Regions from separate parts of the Mus musculus genome. Here regions 1, 2, 4 and 5 are each linked to region 3. The links are chromatin loops, found by intact Hi-C in ENCODE. Cell type or tissue: left cerebral cortex. All regions are shown on one strand. Links, peaks and the distances in the headings refer to the core of each region. The heading gives the core; the rest is flanking DNA. Region 1 overlaps Col23a1 (collagen, type XXIII, alpha 1). Region 2 has its middle 6.8 kb from the start of 0610009B22Rik. Region 3 holds the start of Col23a1 (collagen, type XXIII, alpha 1). Region 4 overlaps Col23a1 (collagen, type XXIII, alpha 1). Region 5 overlaps Col23a1 (collagen, type XXIII, alpha 1).

Region 1 (4,774 bases), core at 423-4,422, 250 kb before region 3:
ACCAGTGACAGAGATAGCTCACAGTTGACGGAGGCTCTGTGTGTGTTCTGTGCCTCCTGGTTCACGAGCAGAGCCCCTTGACCATATCCAGGCCAAGCCCCTGCTTTGTCTGTGGTCTGATGGAGGTACCTGTTTCTGTTCTCCCTGTCTACTCACGCAGGATCTCCTAGGCTGCTCTCCCTCCTTCTTTTGTGTGCAGGACTGATTCACAGGAGGCAGTGCACCACCGGCCTCCCTCCCTCCCACCCCAGCTCTCCTACCCCGAGCTGCAGCACGGATCTTTCTTGATTTCTGTAGACAACATAGGCATAAAAAGTAACACCACCAGCAACAAGGTTGCAAACTGTATGGCTCTAAAGTACACAGCAAAGTTGGATTCTCAGCTTTTCTTGGATCTGCTGTGAGGATTGCCCTGCATGGGCTGACGTGCAGGACTTCATTCAGACTCACGCAGTCCACCTAGCCCACGCCCCAGCTCGTACGCTTTCCTGTTGGCAGGTTTCTAGTTCTTATATTTATTTATATATTCTAAATACTATTATATAAAACTATAATTCTTATGTATACTAATTACATAATTAATATCAAAATATATAAAGGAATTAAATTCTAACTTAAAATAAAATATAAATTAACAATATTAATCATCTACAAATATAATTGTTATATTCTTATGGTACATAATTTTTACATTATGATATTTTTCTTTATTAGGTGGTACATGTGAGCTCACATTTCAGGAGCTGAACGGTCTCTCTGGTCTGTACTCCTGAGCACAACTCGCCTCCCTCCCAGACCAGCCTCCTCTATCGATCGTGTCCATCCCTGATTTTCTGAACAGACAGACAAGGAATGGGATGACAGGCTGGCTACGCCCCTGCCCTTAGACCTCAAGAACAAGCTGTCCATTTCTTCTTGGATGCTTGTGTCCTTTGGGATAGGGAAGTGGAATGGGCAGGATGGCTCTCCTGGGACTCAGACATCAGAGGAAGGGCACAGTTGACTCCTTAGTGAGGCTGGCTGCCTCAACCGAGTGCTCCTTATCAGCCTGACTCTGTCTGGGGGTGGGGACTTCTGAACCTCACTTTTGTCAGCACCCACCTGGCTTATGCTTGGTTTTTGGCTTTTCTTTTTCTTTGAGACAGGGTCTCACTGATCACTCTGTAGATCAGGCCGGCTTCAAACTCAGTGATCTGCCTGTTTACTGCTGAGATGAAAGGTGTTTGCTCGTCGCTGTTCTGTGTTGAGGAAGGGTTTCACATAGCTTAGGTGAGTACCATAATGCCTGTTTTTTGTTTGTTTGCTTGTGTTCTTTTGAGACAGGGTTCTCTGTGTAGCCCTAGCAGTCCTGGAACTTGCTCTGTAGACCAGGCTGGCCTTGAACTCAGAGATCTGTCTCCCAAGTATTGGAATTAAAGGCGCACACCACCACAGCCTGGCTTTCATGACTGTTTTTTTTTTTTTTTTTTTTTTAATGTGGCGTAGGAATTATTCCCATAGGGCTGGCAAGATGGCTCAGCGGGTAAGAGCACTGACTGCTCTTCCGAAGGTCCTGAGTTCAAATCCCAGCAACCACATGGTGGCTCACAACTACCTGTAATGAAACCTGACGCCTTCATCTGGTGCATCTGAAGACAGCTACAGTGTACTTATGTATAATAATAAATAAATCTTTGGGCTAGAGCAAGCAGGGACTAAGTCAGCCGGGCCAACGAGAATGAGCGGGGTTGACCAGAGGGAACAGAGGTCCTAAAAATTCAATTCCCAACAACCACATGAAGGCTCACAACCATCTGTACAGTTGCACTGTACTCACATTCATTAAATAAATACGTAAATCTTTACAAAAAAAAAAAAAGGGGGAGGATCCCCATAGAACCCAAGGCCTTATTTATATTAGGCACACAGACTACAAAGTCAGCTATATTCCCAGCCCCCTACTTCAGTTTTTGTTCTTATATCACACCTCCCTTTCCTGAGGCTGCAGCCCTGTCCCCGCCTGATGTGGGTTTGCAGGTAGGTAGGTGCTCACAGCTACTAAACCCTCTTGACACTGACCACAGCCTAATGTGAAGCTGGAGCTTAGGTGACTTGTGGATCTTTCTCTGGATCAGTCGTAGGCTTCTAGGATGGATTTCTTGCTACTATCTGTAAAATGCCAAACTGCCCGGAGCTGAGAATAAACGTTTGTTGAACAATGTTTACACATGACAGTGATTCCATGAACGAAAGGTCCAATTTCCCACCAGCCCCGGTGTCTGAACGCCGGTGAGCACTAGGGGGCGCCCTTGATTTGTTATCTGCTAGTGAAAGCCAACTCCTGCCCTGGTGTCACAGCGCTAGAGGCTCTGTACTTAGTATGCTCACCCAGGCAAAGCTTGCTAGCCTCAAGGGCTCCCCCTGCTGGACTGAATGATCATTAAGCGACAGGAACTGTCATTCACTGAACCCGGTATGAGTGCCCAGTCCTGGAGCTCCCAGGAACCATCCACTTGGATCTCCTAATTGCTACCAGGGATGCAAAGAACATAATATCTATGAGGAGTGAGATATGCCTGAGATCGCACAGTCTATGGGGACCCCAAACTCATTCTTTCTCAAGTCATGGGAGGCGGCAGGAACAGCTTCCTACTCACATACTGTCTTCTCCCCAGTCTTTTTATGACTTGGCCCAGTTCTGTGAACAGGCTCCTCCACGCAGTAGGCTGTGTGTGGTGAAATGAAGAGAGGTGCCAGGCAGCAGCCAGTCTGCAGGTACCACTCCATGGCTGGTTGCTGGCAACCAGTAAGCAGCCGGCCCATTCTCCTCTGCTGGCCTCTTGTGGTACTGTTTCCTCTTCCAGAGTGACCTGTGGGCAGGAGGCCCCTGTACCAGGAAGGTGCAGAAACAGGAGAGGGTGTGCGGCCCTGGAACCTGAGCAGCGGACCCAAAGCGCAGGCCCCATGACTGCCTGTGGTCATCTCTCTTTCCTTGGCTGCCTCACACGTGACATGATGGGAAACTGAGGAATGGAGAGCCTCACCCCGACCATGGCAGGACTGAAGAAGTACCTGTTTTGTTCTGCCTGGGGGAAGGCTGGGAAGGAAGCCCGTATGGAGGACCTCTTCTGCAAGCCCAGCTGGCTCTGTCTTTGAGGTTCCAATCTGGGGACTATTATGGGGGACTCAGGAAGTGGGTGTTCACCCCTCCTCCCTCTGCCCAGCATCTTGGGGGCTGGGAGCTGCCCCGCAGGGGTCAGATGGGAGTGAGCCAGGGGATGTTAGAATTTAAGAAAGCATATGAATTTGGGGGGTATTACAGATGAATCATTTAACTAATTACATTTTTACAATCAAAGCTGTTTTTGAACTGGAAGAGTGTAAGGAAGCGTCTGAGTGTGTGGTGGTCATGGCTTTTTTTTTTTTTTTTTTTTTTTTTTGTTCGCCTGATTAATTCCAAACAGTCCAATTGAGTTATTCACTTGGAAATTGGTCCCAGGCTGGAGCCCTGTCTCAAAGACCACATTTCAGCCCCCAGCTTACTCTGTCCTTTGGGACCTCAGCTGTCGATGCCTGACTGATGTTGGAGGCTTTGCAGGTCCTGCCTCCCTGGGTACTGTGAGTTTAACCAGACGGGGCCTGTGGGTGGTGCTCGGTCCTGGGAGATGCCTGCGTGAGGGTTTCTGATTCCAGTGGGACCTGCCTCATGCCCCATGAAGATCTGATTCCTCATTAAAATTTTTTATTGTGTTTATTTATTGTGTGTTGTGCGGGTTGAGAGTGTCGTGGTAATTACTTGAAGGTCAGAGGACAACTCCCAGGCGTCGGTTTTCTCTTTCCACCATGGGGGTCTTGGAGAGTGAACTTAGTGGTCTGGCTTCGCAGCAAGCACCTTTGCCTGCTGAGCCATATAGCAGGCCCCAGATCCTAACAGAAGGTTTTTGCTCAGGCTGAGCCTCATGTCCTGGCAACTCTTCTATCTCAGTTTTCAATTCTATCTTTGTCAATAAACTACTGTAGACTTCTCCTGGTGAGATTCCTCCTTCCTTCTGCCTCTGCCTCAAAAGCAGGAGACCTTTAAAACATGTGGTGGGAGGAAAACATTATTTAAAATGCTGGTCATCAGAAGTATTTCCGGAGGCTGGAGGTAGAGCACAGTGGAAGACTGCCTAGTGTGCAATTAAAATCTATTTTCAATTTCTAGTACTGCCAAACACACACACACACACACACATGCACACACACACACACACAGAGACACAGACACCCACACCACACAGACACACACACCACAGACACAGATATACACACACATACACACACACACAGACACACACACCACACACTCACACAGACACAGACACACACACACACACACAGAGACACAGACACCTACACCACACACAGACACAGACACCCACACCACACACACAGACACACACACACCACACACTCAAACAGACACAGACACACACACACACCTACACACACACACAGACACCTACACCACACACAGACACAGACACCCACACCACACACACAGACACACACACACCACACACTCAAACAGACACCGACACACACACACCTACACACACACACAGACACCTACACCACACACAGACACAGACACCCACACCACACACACAGACACACACAGACACAGAGACACACACACCACACACACAGACACAGAGACACACACACCACACACACATACACACAGACACAGACAGAGAGAGACACACACACACAGAGACACACACACAGACATAAACACACACACACCATAAAC
Region 2 (4,774 bases), core at 252-4,251, 390 kb before region 3:
AGCCTGGTCTACAGAGCAAGCACTGGGACTCCCAAGGCTACACAAAAAAACCCTGTCTTGAGAAAATTTTAAAGGAAAAGAAATTTTTTGAAAAAGACTGGAGCCAGCATGATGGCACATGCCTTTAATCCCAGCACTCCGGAGGCAGAGCCAGGCAGATCTGTGAGGTCAAAGCCAGCCTGGTCTACAGAGTTCCACAATAGCCAGAGCAACAAAGAGAAACTGTCTGCAAAAAACAAAGTCTTGTACTTTGGTACAAGACTCAGCTCAGTGGTCGAATACTTGCCTACTATTCGTGCATGAGACCCCAGCTTCTGTCCCCTAATACTGCAAAAAAAGTTTTTTTCTAATGAAAAGCATCCTTTTTTACAGTATATACTGTTTTGGTGGTATAGTGTATTCTTTCTTGTGACAAGTGAAAACTATTGAACATTTTTTTGTTTTGTTTTGTTTTTCGAGACAGGGTTTCTCTGTATAGCCCTGGCTGTCCTGGAACTCACTTTGTAGACCAGGCTGGCCTCGAACTCAGAAATCCGCCTGCCTCTGCTTCTCTCCCAGAGGACCCACATTTTTCCTAGCACCTACAAGGAGGCTGGGATTAAAGGCGTGTGTCACCATGCCCGGCTTCTTGCTTTGTGTGTTTTGTTTTTTTTAAAGATTTATTTATTTATTTATTATATGTAAGTATACTGTAGCTGTCTTCAGACCCTCCAGAAGAGGGAGTCAGATCTCATTACGGATGGTTGTGAGCCACCATGTGGTTGCTGGGATTTGAACTTCGGACCTTCGGAAGAGCAGTCAGGTGCTCTTACCCACTGAGCCATCTCACCAGCCCTCTTGCTTTGTTTTTAAGAGAGTTTCTTATAGAATAGTTTTTTCATGATAGGTATCCAGCTTCTCACCCACTATTGAACATGTTTAAGAGGAAACCAGAGAAAGGATAAATACTTGACAATATGATTTGACAAACTAGGTCTAGAGCAGGCAGGGCAGTGCCTGGTAGTTCCAGCTTCTTGAGAGACAGGGTAGCAGAGATGTTTGAATTTAAGACTAGCCTGAAAAAAAAAAAAAAAAAAAAAAAAAAGACTAGCCTGGGCAACACAGTGAGACCTCAGCATCATTCAAAACATTTTAACTTCATTTCCTTTTCCATTATGGTCATTACTTTTTATGCATGTGGTGTTTTGTCTGCATGTATATCTATGTACCATGTGTATGCCTGGTCCCCACTGAGGCCAAAAGAGCATCAGATCCATGGGACTGGATCAAACAATTGTGAGCCTCCTTGTAGGTGCTAGGAAAAATGTGGGTCCTCTGGGAGAGAAGCTAGTGCTCTTAATTCTTAGCCATCTTCTAGCCCATGGATCCGTTCATGAATAACAGAGTATAAAATAAATTGCATAAAAATATCATCACACCTGGGTGGTGGTGATGCACGCCTTTGATTCCAGCACTCAGGAGGCAGAGACAGGTAGATCTCTGAGTTGACGGTCAGCCTAGTCTACAGAGAGTTCCAGGATAGCCAGGGCTACACAGAGAAACAGAGCTATGACAACCAAATGTTAACACATGTATATCCCCTTCCCAGAAACAAAGCTAAGATTTGGTGATGGAGAGCCTTCAAGCAAGAAAGAGACTGAGTAGATTCCATAGCCACTCTGCCTCCCTAGTCAAAAGGCCTGGACCACTCGGTCTGCATAAGTACACCACAAAAATTTATCAAGAAATAAAACACAAAGCACTCAGGAGGCAGAGGCAGGCAGATTTCTGAGTTCGAGGCCAGCCTGGTCTACAAAGTGAGTTCCAGGACAGCCAGGGCTATACAGAGAAACCCTGTCTCAAAAAACAAAAAAAAAAAAACAAAACAAAAAAACAAAAAGAAAGAAAGAAAGAAAGAAAGAAAGAAAGAAAGAAAGAAAGAAAGAAAGAAAGAAAGAAAGAAAGAAAACACAAAAAGCAGGCAGACCTGAGCACCCACTGTGGCCCTTCCTGACCCACGAGTCACCTGACCAGTCACTGAACTGACCTCTGCTCTTCAGGCACACTGTGGGGATCATATACCTGCCTTGCTAGATGACCACAGCAGTTACATGAGGTGTCCAGTTAACCTAACCGTCAGGGTGCCAGGTCCCCACACAGGCGCTCGCGGTCAGGTCGAGGCAGCTCCTTCCCATCTCTGACTGCATGCTCATCACATCCGAGACCTGTCTTGTTGTTACTTGCATGCAATGCAGTCAGGACTCTCGCTGGCTGAGACTCCTGTGGAACATGAAAGGGCAGGATTCTAGTGCTAACGATGTCTGCCTGGGCTCTGTGAACACAAATATTGCCTTCTAGAGAACTATGCATTATGGGACTCAAGGATACAACACAAAATACAGTCAAAAGCAAGAGGCAGAGGATGTGGACATCCCAGCTTTGCTGCTACAGAAACTGTACTTTGCAATCAACTTGCTGCTAAGTGTTTTCCTGCAGGGGGCGCTGTCCACTCATTGACCCACAACTGACTTGCTGGGAGCTGGGAAGTCTTCACAGCCAAATGCTGACAAGTTCTTTGCTGTGTCTACTTATTAAATTGTTGGCTTGGCCATAAGCAGTCTCAGACGGATTAAGCAAACAACACTGTTCTTTAAAATTATGAAAGTGCATGTCTCCTGCTGCACACCTATAATCACTCGAGAAATTTACCACCGCAGCACGTCTACCGCAAGGCTGAGAAGCTAAGCTGCTCTGGCTGTCCAGGTTCCCGCCAGCTTCAGAAAAGGTCCTGCTGGGTCCTGGGTCTTTCCTCTGCGGTAGAGAGCTTGCCTCAAAGGCGTAAAGGCCTGGGTTAGATTTCCCAGCACCAAAACGAAAGCAAAAGAAGTAATGGATTCGAATTTCTATTAACAACCTCCCCTTATCAGTGGGGACTGTGTTCTAACTCCTGCCCGCTGCCCCCTAGGAGATTCCTTTATTGTTTTCTCACTAATTTTGTGGGAGTATGTGTGTGTGCGTGCATGTTCATGTATGTGCAGAAGCTGGAGTGCTCCTTGGGCATCACCCACCTTTTGTTTTTGTTTTGTTTTTGTTTGTTTGTTTTGTTTTTCAAGACAGGGTTTCTCTGTGTAGCCCTGGCTGTCCTGGAACTCACTCTGTAGACCAGGCTGGCCTTGAACTCAGAAATCTGCCTGCCTCTGCCTCCCTCTGGGATTAAAGGCGTGCGCCACCACGCCCGGCATCACCCACCTTTTTTTAAATTATGCTGTGTTATACTGCCTACGAGTAAACACTTGGTAGAGTTGGCTCTCTTCTTCCACTATGTGAGTTCCTGGGATTAAACTCAGGTAGTCAGACTAGCAGCAGCCACTTTTACTCAACAAACCATCATGCTTTTGTCTTATAAAGGGTTCTTGTTTTATAACCCTGTTTCAACATCTCGGATTGGGGGGTTTCAGTCATGAACATACTTGGCTCCCCCAGCAGGTTCCTGAAACCACGGATAGTGCTTAATAGTACTAAGCGCCACATAGACTTGTTTCTCTCCTGTTCAGCTAGGATACTTCTAAGTTATAAACTAGACACACTAGTTAGGTTAACAGCAGGGCTAGGGAGTGCAGTGCAGTTGGTAGAGAGCCTGCCTAGCATTCATCCAAGTCGATCCAACAGACTAGGTGTGGTGGCACTAGTCTGTGTGTAATCCTAGCACTTGGGAAACAGAAGGATGGAGGGTCAAAATGGCCATCCTCAGCTACACAGAGAATGTAAGGACAGCCTGGTATACAGGAGACCCTATCTCAAAGTGGGGAGTATAAAGAAAGAAGAGAATGGGAGTGGAGTGTGGGGTGCTAATGGTAACTGATTAAAATAATAATAAGCAAAGATAACAATATGGCTTCTGTGCAGCTTTGAAGAAGAATCTCCAAAACAAGGTTGCTATGAGTTCTAACGGAAAGGTCTCTCGTTCCTGGCTGGAGTGGAGACTCAAGGCCTGGGCTCTACCCTGGCCCTGGGGTCAGAAGTGTAACAGACCTTCCCTATAGGAAAGAAGTGGATCAGATGGCCTCTAGGAATCCATGCTCCTGTGATTCTTGGAGTTAAGCCTGTGCAAGGGAGAGAGGAGCAGACACAGAGCCTGGAGGCAGGTGGCCCCTGGAGGCAGCTGCAGTGAAAGAACTGTCAAGACGCGGAAAGGAAGCGAGAGGGAGGCCCTGAACTCACCTCAGGCGGTTTTACATTTTTCTGTATTTCTGTGTTGATTTCTCTATTGAATTGGGCCTCTTGCAGGTTAGACAAGCACTTAGCCACCCAGAATGTTTTGTTTGTTTTCTGGGTGATCTTGGAACTTAACATTCTCCTACCTCATCCGGTCCTGGGATGACAGATATGTGCCCCACACCTGCCTGATGTGGTGTTGATCTTTCTTTCCTTGTTTGCTTTCTTCCCTTTGATTTCCTTCACTATTATTTGCAAGAGTAGTTTAAAAGACATTTTTTGGAGGTTTTGATTTATCTGTCTGAGGGTTCTGCCTGAATGCATGTCTGTGGACCACCTGTGTGCAGTGCCCTCAGAGAAACCGAGGATTCCCAGAAGCTGGAGCTGCAGGTGGCTGTGAGCTGCCATGTGGATGCTTGAATTTGAATCTGGGTCTTCGTGTCACAGTGAGTGTGAGGAGGTCAGAAGAGAGCTTGCAGGAACCGGTGCTATCACATGGGTTCTGGGCTTGAAGGTATGTTGTCAGACCTGGAGGCAAACACTTTACCCCAGGGAGACATCTCAGCAGCCCAATTTTTTT
Region 3 (4,774 bases), core at 563-4,562:
TTTTCTGGTCATGGCTTGTGGTTTATTCTTCCCAATAGAAGTGGCAGTGGGTTGGGGTATTCACAGTTCAGCTGCTGACCTTTAGGGAGCTGACAAAGGATAGTGGGTGGCAATTTATAAAGTCATAAGTTGCTGGCAGGGCTTGGGGCAGAGTTCTCCCTTCTGCGGGCACTTTAAAGAAGGGAGAGGAAATCATTCAGAAAGCAGCGATTTTGCCCGGAACCAAGGAGGAGAGGTAATGTTGGCTTTATCTTAAAGTGACTTAGGAGCTGTGGGAAACAGGAAAGTTAGGTCTAGACTTCTTCCATTCCCTTTGAAATCCCAAATCCACTCCACCTTGGGTACACAGCTCAATATCTGATGTCAGGAGTCTAACCCAAGGACTTGCATAATCTAAGTCAGCCTTCTCCCTGAGCTGTGCCCCTAGCATTGCACAGCTCAGTAAAGTAGCAAAGACCATAGCAGGGCACAGCTTAGGGAACAGGTGGTAGATAGTACACCTGCCCCCTGCTTCCTCTCCCACAAGCAAGGTTCATTTTCTACTGTCCTTAGGATTGACTCCCCACCCCCACCCCCGCCTTTAGATCTGGGGCAACCACCTCCTCTAGGAGGAGGTGAACCATTCCTATAAGGGAGGCAGAGCTGAGAGAAACTGTAGTGTGCGGGTGTATGCCACAGTTCTACAGGCAAGAGGCTTGCTGTACCGAGGGTAGAGGTTCTGGCCAGGTATTGTCAGATGGAGTATCAGTAGACAGAAGATCAGAAGTCCAGGCATACAATGGCCATCTTCTTTTGTTTTTGTTGTTTGTTTTGATTTCTTGAGACAGGGTCTTCCTCTGGCTGTCCTGGACAGGATGACCTCAAACTCAGAGATCCTCATGCCTCTGCCTCCAAAGTGCTGGGATTAAAGGCGCTCATCAATATGCCCAATGGTTGGCATTTATTTATTTATTTATTTATTTATTTATTTATTTATTTATTTTCGTTCTGAAGCCCAGGCTGGACCTGCATCTCAACTATATAGTTTAAGCCAGCCCCCAACTTGTAGAGAGATTCACACAATTCAGCCTCCTAAATTCTGGAATTACAGATGCCACCAGGGCAGGCTCAAAACAGGAGTCTTAACCCTCGGAAAACAAACCTAAGACGCTTTGGGGGTGGCCTGTAGAGATCACCACCCAGCCAAACGCGCACAGAGGCAGCTAGCTCAGCTGTGTCCTAGTCTTCGATGCACAGTTTTAGTGGGCCAGCTAAGGAACACAGCACATCTAGGCCAGAGCCGCTCCCAACCTAACCTTCCCGGACACAGAGGAAGGGCTGGCCTGAGCCTTGAGGTGGTCCGGACTGTTTCAGGCAGACTAGCCGTGGGAACGCAAGAGCCTCATTAGTATCTCCAGCGCTGGAGAGCAGGCAGAGGCTGTGGGTCTGAGCACACACTTCAGTAGAGACTCCGCACTCAGGACTGTTGTTACCCCAAGGTCTTTCTTTACCATAGCCCCTTAGTGTTACCTAAACAGCCCTTTAAGTTGTTTTTCCTGCAGAAGCAAGTCCCGGCACAGAAGCTGGACAGCAGGACCCTTCCCCACCAGCGACCCCAGTGCAATCCACTAGGTGAGTCCTGCTCCTGAAGGTGACGATCAACGCCGCCCCCGCAGCCCTACACCCCCTCGTGAAGCGGGACATCCCCCGGCCGGCGATCGCGCGCCCTCACCTCCCGTAACAGGCGCTCCAGGTGCGTTTCGGCCCAGGCGGCCAGGGCTCCGGACGGCCCCGCATGCCGCAACAGCTCGCGCTCCTGCTCCAGCGCCGCCACTCGGCCATGCAGGGCGGCCGCCTGGGCTCCCAACAGGAGACAGGCGGCCGCAGAGCCCACCGACAGCAGCAGGCACAGCGCGCTCAGCGCCCGCGACCCGCAGCCCGCTCCGGGGTCCTGCGCGCCTCCTCCGCCCGCCGCGCGCTCGCCCGCGCCCATGGCGACCCGCCGGCTCTGCGTCGGCGCTGCGGCCCGGGGCGGCTCCAGGTCGGCGGCTGCGGGGCTCCGCGTCCGGGTGGCCGCGGATCGCGCACGCCCCCCTAGCCGCCCGCTCAGACTCAGCGGCCACTGCGGGCAGTTCCTTCTATGCAAATAGACCCCGCCAGAAAAGGCGCGGGGACCCACCCAGGGGAGGAGCGGCCGGACGGGGAGGGCGGGGGTGGTGGTGGGGGCCTGGCGCTCATCAGCTCCTCGCAGTCCGGGCCCTCGCCTAGCGGGTCCCGGAGCGCGAGCCTCTGTACCCCGCCGGTGCCACCCGAGGCACCCTATGCGGCCGGGCTCGGCTCTGTCGCAGGCCGCCTGAGGTTGAGGCACTCACTGTTCGAGCCTTGGGAGTGTTCCCCAAGCTTGTAGATTGACCTTTCTGACACTTGCAAAGCAAAACTTGGAACTCTGTGGGAAAGTTAGAGGTTCTTTCTAGACGGTAGCTGAGCGCCGCTTGGTGGCCAAAAGCGACCCCTGCGGGTGTGCGCAGGAAGACTTGGTAACCGAGAATCAAAGAGAAAGAGAAACAAAGGAAGGAAAGAGGAAAACTAGTGAGAGGAATGTGGAAGGAAAGAGAGAAATAAGGAGAATAAGAGACAAGGAAGGAGGCAAACTAGGCACCTCTTATAGTCAATGTTCACCATAGCAACTCAGGCATGGACACTAGACAAAAAAGCTCATACTTCTTTCCTGAACCAGAGGGAGCAGTTAGTTCAGGAAGCAGACAAAAAACAAATGGGAAAAGTGTCTAAAACTTGGTATACCTTGAATTCTGCAGGGACAGACTTAGCCCAAACCCAAATCTGGAATGCATCATACTGACTTGTCTTAACCACAGTTACATTAGGACACCAATCGGGCCCAAAGAGAAAGCCATCCACTTACAGGGATGGCCAGAGAGGCTGAAGTTGGAATCCAGGTTTTAGCTGCCAGGGCCCCCACAAGGCATATTTATACCTCAAAACTGGTCTCAAGTAACTGTCACATTAACTCCTGGGACACCCTTTCGAGAAGAGTCAGTCCTGAGTTTGGAGCCTGGTAAGGGGCACACGTGATGGAGTGGGTTTTAGATAATTTTCCACCTTCCCTTCTGACTCTCCTGTGGCTGTCTTCTTAATTTCTGTGGCTGCATTATCCATTCTGTATTCTTAAAGCCTGTTGAGACCCAGCAACACTCCTACTCCCCTAATTAAAAGGGAAATCACCCAGCTGGCAAGACCCTCTGAACTAAAACTTCCTGGGGTTGGAGGCTGTGGCCTCAGGTAAAGTGGAGTTTCTGGTAGTGGTTATAAAGTCTTGGCCCTGTGTGAAAACTGTGCCTGTGCCCAACAAATATTCTGAAAACCTCTTGCCAAGCAAACCTGACAGTCTACTGAAGTCTCTGAAAAGACGCCAACACCGTATTACAAGTTAGCACCCATTCTCACTACCCATTACCTACCAGTGTTAGTGTTAATGGGTACTGTTTCATTCTAGAAGCGTCTGTGTATTGAACAGGGCGATTGCTCCCTGGGTCTTTATTCTTGTCAGATACCTATGTGGATTAGCCTTCCTCCCAGACTGTGAAGAGCAAGCGCCTAATCCTGAAGTCAAGGTTTCCAGAGCCTGTCCCAGACTGCCCAATCTGAGGTGGCCTCGTTCTCAGTCCCCTTCATGATTAATCAGGAGATGGGGACATCTGTCCTAGTTACCTTTTAACTGTATCCTCTTGTTTCAGGCACCGCTGTCTTCTTACAGAACACTATCTGGCCTATAGCCGACGTTCAATAAACACTGGGTAAGTGAATCGAGATGAGAAATATGTTTACCATCTGCAGTTCTCAGTTGGAAAGGCAGGAAAGAAAACACTCAGTTACTTGTCAATTGGGGTCCTAGAAGGAAAGGCGGCATCCTCAGAACAGGTGATTGAAGCCAGCTTGATGGTAGACAGACTTCATGGTGGCAAGGAGGGAAACCAGCAGGAGGTAGGGGGTTGGGGGTGGCGAGCACCCTCTGGCTCACAGTAGTAGGAAGCCCTTATCCCTAGCTGAACTAGTGAGAGAAGCCTGCTGGGCAGCCTGTGGAAAGTCAGGTACTATAAGAAGTCTGCTCACCAGGAGCTGTGACCTTTGGTTGCTGAGATCCAGCCTCAGCAAACCACGGCTTGGTGGGGGAAGGGGTTGGGAGAAGAAATTCTCTCTCTTGCTGATGACCTCCACTGGCTGAACCTACAGGTCAGGAGCTCAGGAATCAAACTGTAGAAGGCAGCCCCACAAAAAGCAGACAGAGGGCAGATATGCACCCCACCTACCATGCATTCAGCTGAGCACCAACCTATCAGATATATATTCTTACCCCTCTATGCACTCCTCAGAGAACCAACAGGCCATCAGGATGACTTTGCACTCTCTCAGTACAGGAAAAGCCAGAGGTCTGTCCCTCACAGCAAAACTATTCCGGGTATGAGCTGTTTTTCCTATTTACAGGGCCTCAGGCACCTGTACAATGTTCACATAACAGGCAACCCACGGGTATAAAATCCCATACAACACACCCAACCAAGCAATGCACGTATTAGCCAAGGAAGTGAGGTGAGCTCATGATGGTGAACTCACTGGTTAGTCCTGTATCCTGTAGTAGTCTGAAGGAGCCAGCCTTGGAATACCAGAGCTGCCTTTGAAGACACTGGAGAAATGGTAACTCAGAAGGGTGCAGTGCCCTCTTTTGGGATATGGTACATGATTAAATCAGGGCACTTCTCTATGATGCCATGTCATA
Region 4 (4,774 bases), core at 231-4,230, 160 kb before region 3:
GCTTTGCATGCGTTTCATGCAGAAATGGCTCATAGTATCCAGGGGTGTGTGTAGATTCTATGTAGATACTATGACATCTTATATTTGACATTATTGTTTGTGTGTTGGGTCTGCTGCTTCCTCCATCAGTACCAAGGACCAAAATTACATCATCAGGCTTGTATGGCAAGCACCTTTACCTGTTGAGCCATCTACTGGACTATGGTCACTTTAGAGAAGGGACCTAGATTTTGTTAAAAGTGGGGTGCTTAGGGCCAGTCCCCTCCACACACTCAGGGGCGACACCTACACTGCTTCCTTTTTTCCTCCCTGGAGACCTTTAGATGCATTGTTTGATTGTTGAAGCTGGCGCCTATCGATGGCACTACTCTTGCTGTTTGACAGTCGGCCGCACTTAGCCTGTGAGAAGCAATGGCCCTGCAGCCTGGTCTCCAGGACCTCTGTTACAGGGCAGGGGCTCACAGTGTAGGTATGTTACTTCCAGACAAAAGACCGAAGCATTAGGCCTGTTTGCCAGAGGAAAGGGTTGAAGCCTCCCATGTCTAAAGGCTCAGCCCCCAGTGGCCTGTGGGCTGTCTTGCAGATGCAAAGCTATTGTTTGAAGCCATGGCCCCGTGCCCCAACTGTGCTGACATCTGCAAGAGTTTTCTAAAGAAGACAATGGGAGGCTAAAACATAAAACAACAGAGGCTTCTGTAAGACCCCATGGGTCGGAGCTGAAGGCGCCTGCCAGCCTTCTTGGGCAACCCAGGCTGGGACAGATGCATGGGCCAGCACCATGCCTACAAACTGTAATGCCTGCAGTTTATGGTAAGAGCCAACAAGACAGGCTTCTGAGGGCTGGAGAGCCGCAAATAGGGTGTCCTGCAAGAGCAGGCAGCGCTTCACCACTGGCCATCTCTCCAGCCCCAGGCTCTTTCTGATTTACTATCTTGTACTTGAATTCATGTACATTCTTGTACATATTCGTGGGTTTCATGACGAAATTTTCATTCAAATAGATTATGTACTTTGACTTGAGTTTGGTTCCCTATGCCAGGTGGCTCACAACCAACAATAATAGCTTCAGTTCCAGGGGATCCAGTGCCCTCTTCTGTACTTTGGCTTTCTTGGGCACAAGCTCTACCCACACACAGACACACATATACACATAATTAAAAAATAACAAAAATCCATATTAAGACTTTTTTTTAATAAAAGATTTATTTATTTCATGTGCATGAGTGTTTTGCCGGCATGTATATATACATGTATCATGTATGTGGCTGGTGTCGGTGGAGGTCAGAAGAGGGCATCAGTTACCCTGTAATTGAGACTATGGATGGTTGTGAGCCATCATGTGTATGCTGGGAACGGAATCCGGGTCCTCTGCAAGAGCAGCAAGTATTCTGAGCCACTGGGCCAATTAAAAGAAAACTAAAAACAACAAAACCAACAACAACTAGTCAGGTTTGTGAAAGAAATTCCAGACACCTGCTCTTAAATTTGGTGGGGGTAGATCAGCAAAGATGGTGGGGCGCAGCTTGGGTATCCTGCATCCAGGGCTCCCTGTGTTGACCAGTCAGGGCTAGAGACATCACAGAGATTTCTCGAAGAACCTACCATGTGCCAGGCAGGGCCTGCCTCCCAGGCCGGCCAGCCCCATCAGGCACCATGCTCTTCACAAGAAGTGATGCTAAATTCATCTATGATTTGTTGAGATTCCCACAAACACACCTATGTGTTCTTCACTTAAACACACACACACACACACACGCACACGCACACGCACACACACACACACACACACACACACACACACACTGGCATTTACCTACAGAATACAAACAAAAGAGTTTAAATAGTTTTGATAATTCTGAGAAAGTCTAAGGAAAAGCAGGCGTGGTGGGCCACACCTGTAATGCCAGCACTTGGGAAGCTGAGACAGGAGGATTGAGTGTTACAGAGGAAGAGTTCTTTTAAAAAAGCCAAATGCATGAAGACCAGCCCAATCTGGACATTTAAACCGTGCTCAAGGGCTCCAGTTATCTCAGCCCCTCGACAGGAGGCTGGAGGAGGCTGCTTGGGCATTTTCCCCCTCTCCTGTTGCAAGAACAGCTGGAATTCCTGCCTGTGAAGACTGACTCTTGCCACCCATGGGGATTGCTTCTCATGCATAGTAAGATCTGAGGAAAGCACAGACAGCCGACTACACTCCCCTCTATAAACCCAGAAGTAGGCGTCCACAGGGAACTCAGAAACACAGGAGAGTCCATAGAGGCCACATGGGGGCAGTCATGAGGCACCCGGAGTGGTCCTGGAGGAGTCCTGGGGCAGGGACCTGGACCTCCAATTCTCTCCCATAAAGTACTAACAAGGGTGTCCGTGGGGACAGGAAAATCTGAGAATAAACAAGGTGGTGGTCTCCTCTGCCTGTCACTATGGCTGTGCTGGTCAGATTTTTTTTCTCAACTTGGTATAGACTAAGGTTATCAGGGAACTTCAATTGATAAAGTACCTACATAGGATTAGCCTATAGGCAAGTCTGTGGGCTGTGGGACTAATGATCAGAGATGTGGGAGGGCCCAGGCCACTGTAGGTGGTGCAATCCTTAGCAGTCCCCACCCCTTCATGGCCTCTGCTTCAGCTTCTGCCTCCAGTTTCCGGTCTTGAATTGCTGTTCTGACTTCTCTCTGCGATAGACCATGATGTGGAAGTGTAAGCCAAATAAACCTCTCCTCCCTGAGTTGCTTTTGGTCATGGTGTTTGTTACAGTAATAGGAAGGAGACTAGCCTGGTGGCATCTGGGGGTTACATGAGGCAAAGGAATTAAACAAGAGCCAGTCTCTCAACAATGTACAGGAAAGGCCAAAGAGTCCACCAGTGGTCACTCGCCACACCTTAAAAGAGAGACGGCGACTCCCAGAGACACACAAATGACAGGTCACAGCTATTTGAATGATGGGACCAATCTCCAAAAACAGCAATACCTGGAGAAAAAACAATGAGACACCATGACTTCTTACCAAGAAAGAGAGCATGGGGGCCAGGAGGGAGTGGCATACATTTTTTTTTGAGTATTTAAAAAACAAACAAACAAACCCTCACCAAAACCATTCATCTCCAAACCCACAATTCTATGTTCAGCGAAAGCGCCCTTGTGCAGTGAGAAACTGACATGTCCTCGGGTGGAGGAGACTGAAGGGGGTGGCCACAATCGGAAGCATACCCAAGCAAGCTCTATAAATGGAAGGACAGTGAGAAGCAGCACAGGTGGGGCCAGGATGCAGAGGCAGGGTTATCTCCATGAGTTTGGGGCCAGCCTAATCACATAGAGAGTTAGAAACTGGGGTTACATAGTAGTCTTACCTCAAAATCAAACCCAAATGCATGGGTTAAATAAGAAAGGTGCCATGACTCACACCTGTAATCGCCAGACTGGGGAAGTCTGAGGCAGAGGGATTGCTGTGAGTTCTAAGAAAGTCTGAACTTTTTTTTTTCTTTTTTTTTTCCATTTTTTATTAGGTATTTAGCTCATTTACATTTCCAATGCTATACCAAAAGTCCCCCATATCCACCCACCCCCACTCCCCTGCCCACCCACTCCCCCTTTTTGGCCCTGGTGTTCCCCTGTACTGGGGCATATAAAGTTTGCAAGTCCAATGGGCCTCTCTTTCCAGTGATGGCCGACTAGGCCATCTTTTGATATATATGCAGCTAGAGTCAAGAGCTCCGGGGTACTGGTTAGTTCATAATGTTGTTCCACCTATAGGGTTGCAGATCCCTTTAGCTCCTTGGCTACTTTCTCTAGCTCCTCCATTGGGAGCCCTATGATCCATCCATTAGCTGACTGTGAGCATCCACTTCTGTGTTTGCTAGGCCCCGCCATAGTCTCACAAGAGACAGCTACATCTGGGTCCTTTCAATAAAATCTTGCTAGTGTATGCAATGGTGTCAGCGTTTGGATGCTGATTATGGGGTGGATCCCTGGATATGGCAGTCTCTACATGGTCCATCCTTTCATCTCAGCTCCAAAAGTCTGAACTATTAATATGTTATTTGTTCTAGGTCAGCTAGGGTTAGAGTGAGACAGACCACTGTCTCAATGGAACCAAAATACAACAGGTCTCCCTTCTCTTAAGTCTAAAAGACTACTGCTTTATTATTGAAGCCAAAATCATAACGCTGGCCAATGCAGTTCTAAACATAAATGCAGGAAATATTGACGGCAATCACATGGTAAATTTCAGAATGTGAAGATACGTGAAAGACGTTAAGAGTTTTAGATTTCATTTGATCTGGTAGAGGCATTCTGGAAAACAGTTTAGTGTTAGAAACCCAAACAAATATGTACTTACCATATGACCCAGCAACCACCCCCTTGGGCATTTATCTCAGAGAAATGAAATTTTACACACACACACACACACACACACACACACACACACACACACACACCCCTGCAGAGAAGCTGTTATAGCCCCAAACTGAAAACAAGGGAAATATCCAACAGTGAGCGATTGACGAACAGTCTGTACTCCATACAGGCCATGAAGCACTGTGCGGAGGGAAAAGGGAATGTGCTATGGAGACACATGACAATATGGATGGATCTCGAAGGCATTGTGCCAAGTGTGAGCTGTTCTCAGAACACTGCACAAAGAGTCCAGCCCAACGCGGCTTTAAGATGATAAATGCAGGGGTATGGAGAAGAGATCAGTGGACAGGGAGAGTGAGGGGGTTGGGATTACATAGCTGTGTGCACTCATCGTGTGTGTGTGTGTGTGTGTGTGTG
Region 5 (4,774 bases), core at 337-4,336, 290 kb before region 3:
CGCTTTCGGAGCCCACACCCGGTACCTGAGCAGCCGACGTCTCAGGTCCAGAGTGACGGCCTTGGCGCGCGTGTCCGCGGCCATGGCGCCGAGCGGTCAGCCAGTACCCAGATGCTGCGCGCTTAGCTCCGCCTCCGCCCGCGACGTCAGCTCTGGGTGGGGCTTCAGTGCTGGTCCCGCCCCCAGGAGCTCCCTTCCCGGGCGTTTACGGAACTTGCAAGCGAGATAGCTTGCAGTTCACGTCATCACGGGCGGATACTCTCCGCTGATCCATGGTCGGACTTCGCCCTTCTCTCCTACGCCCGAGGTTTCCCTCCCAGGAATGTGTCCCCAGACCGCCAGGTGGAGCGGGACTCTAAACTGCGGCGGGGCACGCCCGAGCAGGTTGCTGTCTCTGCGCTGATAACGTGACACCCTGTGAGGGTAAATTACTGGCACCCTGGAAGGACAAAGGCCTTCCTGGCATGGCGCTGTAGAGTTCGGTGCCACTGCTGGGGCAGACCACGGAGATCTCTAGAAATTCTTGCTAGGATTAGACAGGATAAACTTGACATGTCGCTACAGGAAGAGAATTTTGCAGTGGGCAGATAGGAAGAGGTTTGGAAAACTTCTGAGTCCTACCTTATGTACTGTGCAGGAAACAGGCCCAGAAAAGAACGGCTTTGCTCCGAGGCACACAATAGGCCCGCTGCAGAGGCCGGACTAAAACAAGGTCTCCTGAACTCTTACCTAGCACACTGAGTGACAAGAGACCTCTGTGGTCCCGGAGGTGGGAGAGAAGGGATACTCCCTTATGGGTTGAGCGCTGGAGCTGACTGTCTTGATGAACCCTGGAACAAAGGCCTGAGAAGGCCCCTCAGCAGACTGGGGCAGTCTTGTTCACATGCCAGCCCGCTGCCCCATTCTCCAGTAGCTTATTTCTTTTCTTCCCTAGAAAACTGCAAAATGCTTACAGCACTTATTAAAGAACAGCTTTGTATTCTTGTGGTTTTTGTTTGTTTTTATTGTGGTAAAATATACATAAAAAAACAAGCAATTTTGAAGGGTACATACAATTCAGTGGCATTAGTACATTCTCAATGTTGCATCTTGTCACCAAAACCCAGTCACAGAGCCCTTCCATCTTCCCCAACTGAGCGGTATTTCATGTTTTTAACCATAAACCTACCTAAAAGTCCATCTTCCTGCTCAGAAAAGGCCTATCCTTCCTGTCCTTGGTCCCATCCTCTCTCCATTTTCTGGCATCTGTCCTTTCAAGGCAACCCTGGAGGCCAAGAAGGCACAGGCTGAAAGGAGGAAGGGACTGAACAAGACTTGGATGTAGTGGGGGGCATGGTGGTGCAAGCCTGTAATCCCAGCACTTGGGAAGCTGAGGCAGAGCTGCAACTTTGGGACCAGCCTAAGTTATGTATTGAGACCCTGTCTCAACCAACAAGCAATCATTCCCCTGCCCAACCCTTGAATCCAGAGCAGGGTTTCCTCAGCTGGCATTCACAGTGAGCAGCTTCACTACTGGGCGTGTCCAGTGTCCTGGATTTCAGGTGTATGCTAACCTCGACTGTCTTCTGAATGCCAGGAGTGTCCCCCAATCCTGTGACAACTCAAAGCTTTAAGGACAGGGAATCTAGTAAGGTCGCTTCTCTCAAGCCTCAGAGCCATCTGTCCATGGGGACAGTCATCTCGTTGGTTTCTTTAGCGGCATGGAACACAGGATAGTCAAGGACTCAATAAACAGATACCTCCCTTCCAGAATTATTTGACTTACAAATAATTACAAAGAGAACTGGCCTTCTTGGTAGGGAGAACCAAGGCCTCCTCTCAGTCCTTGAGCCTCATTGTTGAGGCAGGGCACTCCCCAGCGTCTCACTTGGGACCTTGAACAACTCATTCTCTCTGTCCTCACTTCAGGCTGGCACAGGACACTCCATGGCTCTGCATGTCCATTTGCAAGGATACAAGGTATGAGTCCACACGGGGGCAGTAATGGGCCAAGAATGGCCCAGGGCAGCCTGAGGTGAAAGGGAGAGTTTGGGGCGTCAGCCTCTAGAAAGCTCTGCGTGCTGTCCACCCATCGTCAGGGGTCTGCCTAGCAGATTCCATATGTTGCCAAACAACCCTGAAGAAAAATTAGGGGACCTCCGAGAGCACGGGTTCAGTCCCAAGCCTGTCACTCTCGCCTGTCTGTGTATCTCTAAGCAGATAACTATGCACTGTGAGCCTCAGATTTCCTATATGTAAAATGGACACAGTGACACCTACCCCTGCAGCCCTAACGATGTTGTTCTTAGGATGAAGGAGGAGTGCTTTGTTGACTGTAGGCTGTGGTGGGCTTGGGAGGCTATGTCACATCTCCAAAGCAGGCATTGTTACCAGTGAGCCACCTTAGTCATCTTGGTCCACTACATCTGTTTTCTTTTTCTTTTTCTTTTATCTGGTTTCCTAGTTGACCCAGTGTGGCAGAGAACATGGTCTGCTGCTTTTTGCCAGCTCCTCAGGGGGACAGAGGTAGGGACTTGACATCAGCTGTGTGTGGCTGGGCCTCTGCTTAGCAAGGAATGCATGTGTACAGTCTGGGGAGTGTGGCCCTCCTTGGATCTCTGCCCTTGGAGGAAGGGGACAGAGACACTGTCATTGACGCTCCTGTCTTTTCTACACACAGGGAAAGAGCTTGGTTTTGTCATCTATGAAAATGGGCACATTTGTTGGGCATCTTTCTTCAGTTTGCTGTAAGGACAAGTTAGGGGGAGACATGGGCCCACTCTGCAGGACCGTGATTACTATTTGGTCTTGGAGCAGATAGAGCGAGGACAGCCAGCCACAGGTACAGTGAGGTGTCTGATCTGTCCTAGGCTCTCTGTGTATATTCCACAGAGCTGAATCTTACTGAACCACACCTGAATTTTGAGCATTACTGTCTCATGCTACAGATGAGTGGTGTTATTTAAGATGCCGTAACAAGGGCTAAGATTGTAGCTTTTTTGGTTAAGTGCTTATGTTAACAGGCATAAAGCCTTAGGTTTGAATCCCAGCACTGTAGAAGTCAGGCACAGTGGTGCACAACTGTAACTGGAGCAGATAGAGCAAGGAGTAGAGGGCCAGAACTTTAAGGTCATCCTGAACTACATAGTGAGTTCAGTGCTAGCCTGGGCTACAAGAGAGCTAATTTTATTTTATTTTGTTTTTGAGGGCTACAACGAAATGTACTCTCCCATATTTTCTCATTTAAACATGACGTTGATACTTTCCTCATTGAGAGGTGGGTCTGTCTTCTAATTCAAGTGGGGTAAATTTCTGGCTCTGGCAGGAAGTGGCAGCATGTGACTCTGAAGGCTTGGTCATATGAGGTGACACAGCTTTCTAGGAATCCTGCTGCCATGCTGTGAGGAAGTCCAGGCCATGCAGAAAAGTCACAGGTTGGTAGGTGTCATTGTCATTGGATCCTAGCTGACAGACAGATGAGGGGGAATCCACTTGAGGCCTATTCAGGCAAGCCCCTGAGCCCTTAGAACTGAGAGAATGGACATTTTGAGGCAACAAATTTGGGGTGTCTTTGCTGAGCATAACAAAAGGGGATACAGAGGACTCAGTGACAGGATGTGGCCAGTCCCAGGATTCTGCTGGCATGTGTGGGTTCAGATCTTGAGCCTGTATCTTCTTATCTCCTACCCTGAATATATCCCCTGATTTAGAGGAAGGTTCTGACCCCCAAGGAGAGCCCCTTTGCTTCTTCAGCTAGTAACCATCGGAATAAAACTCACCCAGAGGTGACCAGGGAAGTCTGTAAGCGACAGGCACACCAGACACACATTTGTGGTTTATTACTCATGGCGCCTTTACATGAGGAGGGCTGTGAAGCCATGAATGGAGCAGGAGCTAGGAACCTTCATTAGAAGTGTTCAAGCCCCAATCCCCCCCAGAGAGGGCAGGGGTTTCTGTCACAGGTGTTTTGCTCAGGCTTGCTGGGGGATCAGCCTTCAGGTTCATGGTGTCCGTACCATTTACTAAGGAGGCCTGTTTTTGTCAGGCTGACCAGAGGTCTAGGTGGGAGACTTGAGACACAAGTTCTGAACAAGAGGCCTGTCTCCTCCAGGCTGACAAAGTCCTTTCCAGTTCCTGCTCTGGGAGAGGCGGTAAGGAGACTGGAAGTAGTAAGTAGTAGGTATGGGTCTCTTCATCTTACCATTAGGGTTCACTGGGCTGTCGGAAGCTGGCTTTACACTGAGGTATCCACAGAGCCTGCTGTTTCCCAAGGTCCGAGAATACAAGCTCCCGTGTCAGGGTGGCTTCTGGAAGCGTGCTGAACTTGGGTGGAGCAAGGCCCTCTTCGGGTTCTTCCCATTGCCTTCTCCCCAAGTGCTGGACTCTAGGAATCTTTGCTGGCCCTGTTGAACATAGGGCCCCAGTGCAGCTGCCTACGGCACAGTCCCGAAGCAAGAGGCTACAGCAGTTGTCCAAGGGGGTGCTATTGGACAGTGAGAAGCTGGGGCAGTGGGGTTTCAGGAAACAGTTGTTGCAAGTCTCTGCTAATCAGGTGATTATGAGCCCAACCTGGAGTCTGTCCAGCCTCACCTGAGCCAGGCGTTTTCACCCTCGTCATCTTCCCTGGGAAAGCCAGGCCCTACCCAGGGCCTTTGAACAGAAGTTTCCTCAGAGCAGCCTGTCCGCATTCCTGCTGGCTTCCTGTGCAGATTGTCCAGGGGCTGGTTGGCACACTTGCAAATGTTACATGGCCACAGTTGGCGCATCCCATAAAGAAGTTCAATATATTACTGTT

What was found. Hi-C counts contacts between places; a loop is a spot of excess contacts. Peaks named below come from ENCODE experiments on the same cell type or tissue, not always from the same donor. Only the 100,000 strongest peaks of a DNase experiment are listed, where the experiment ranks them.
Region 1: it touches region 3 in a loop (8-fold over the local background); 36 of 42 quality-filtered maps call a loop at or near these places.
Region 2: a loop joins it to region 3, with 5 times the contacts of the local background. A loop is called at or near these places in 10 of 42 quality-filtered maps.
Region 4: a loop joins it to region 3, with 2.7 times the contacts of the local background. A loop is called at or near these places in 14 of 42 quality-filtered maps.
Region 5: it touches region 3 in a loop (4-fold over the local background); 4 of 42 quality-filtered maps call a loop at or near these places.

The regions. Positions count from the first base shown.
Region 1 is chr11:51,537,388-51,542,161 of GRCm38, reverse strand. All of the region lies in intron 5 of Col23a1 (collagen, type XXIII, alpha 1), which reads right to left. Among named protein-coding and RNA genes, the nearest start is that of Phykpl, 45 kb to the left of the region's middle. In left cerebral cortex, for the core only: a CTCF peak has its summit at 2,326 (motif pointing right); DNase peaks (open chromatin) are centred at 2,343 and 2,661.
Region 2 is chr11:51,679,488-51,684,261 of GRCm38, reverse strand. No RefSeq gene overlaps it. Among named protein-coding and RNA genes, the nearest start is that of 0610009B22Rik, 6.8 kb to the left of the region's middle. In left cerebral cortex, for the core only: a CTCF peak has its summit at 2,474 (motif pointing right); a DNase peak (open chromatin) is centred at 2,488.
Region 3 is chr11:51,287,325-51,292,098 of GRCm38, reverse strand. Col23a1 (collagen, type XXIII, alpha 1) reads right to left here and starts at 2,179. Exons shown (of 29, transcript NM_153393.2): 1 at 1,712-2,179. The coding sequence starts at 1,972. In left cerebral cortex, for the core only: CTCF peaks have their summits at 1,805 and 2,477; DNase peaks (open chromatin) are centred at 1,755 and 2,454; H3K4me3 peaks cover 1,197 bases.
Region 4 is chr11:51,444,702-51,449,475 of GRCm38, reverse strand. All of the region lies in intron 2 of Col23a1 (collagen, type XXIII, alpha 1), which reads right to left. Among named protein-coding and RNA genes, the nearest start is that of Phykpl, 140 kb to the left of the region's middle. In left cerebral cortex, for the core only: a CTCF peak has its summit at 2,263 (motif pointing right); a DNase peak (open chromatin) is centred at 2,262.
Region 5 is chr11:51,580,131-51,584,904 of GRCm38, reverse strand. It overlaps Col23a1 (collagen, type XXIII, alpha 1), which reads right to left. Exons shown (of 29, transcript NM_153393.2): 29 at 980-4,774. It overlaps Phykpl (5-phosphohydroxy-L-lysine phospholyase), which reads right to left and starts at 124. Exons shown (of 13, transcript NM_028398.3): 1 at 26-124. The coding sequence starts at 84. In left cerebral cortex, for the core only: CTCF peaks have their summits at 370 (motif pointing right) and 1,980 (motif pointing right); a DNase peak (open chromatin) is centred at 1,971; H3K4me3 peaks cover 636 bases; H3K27ac peaks cover 631 bases.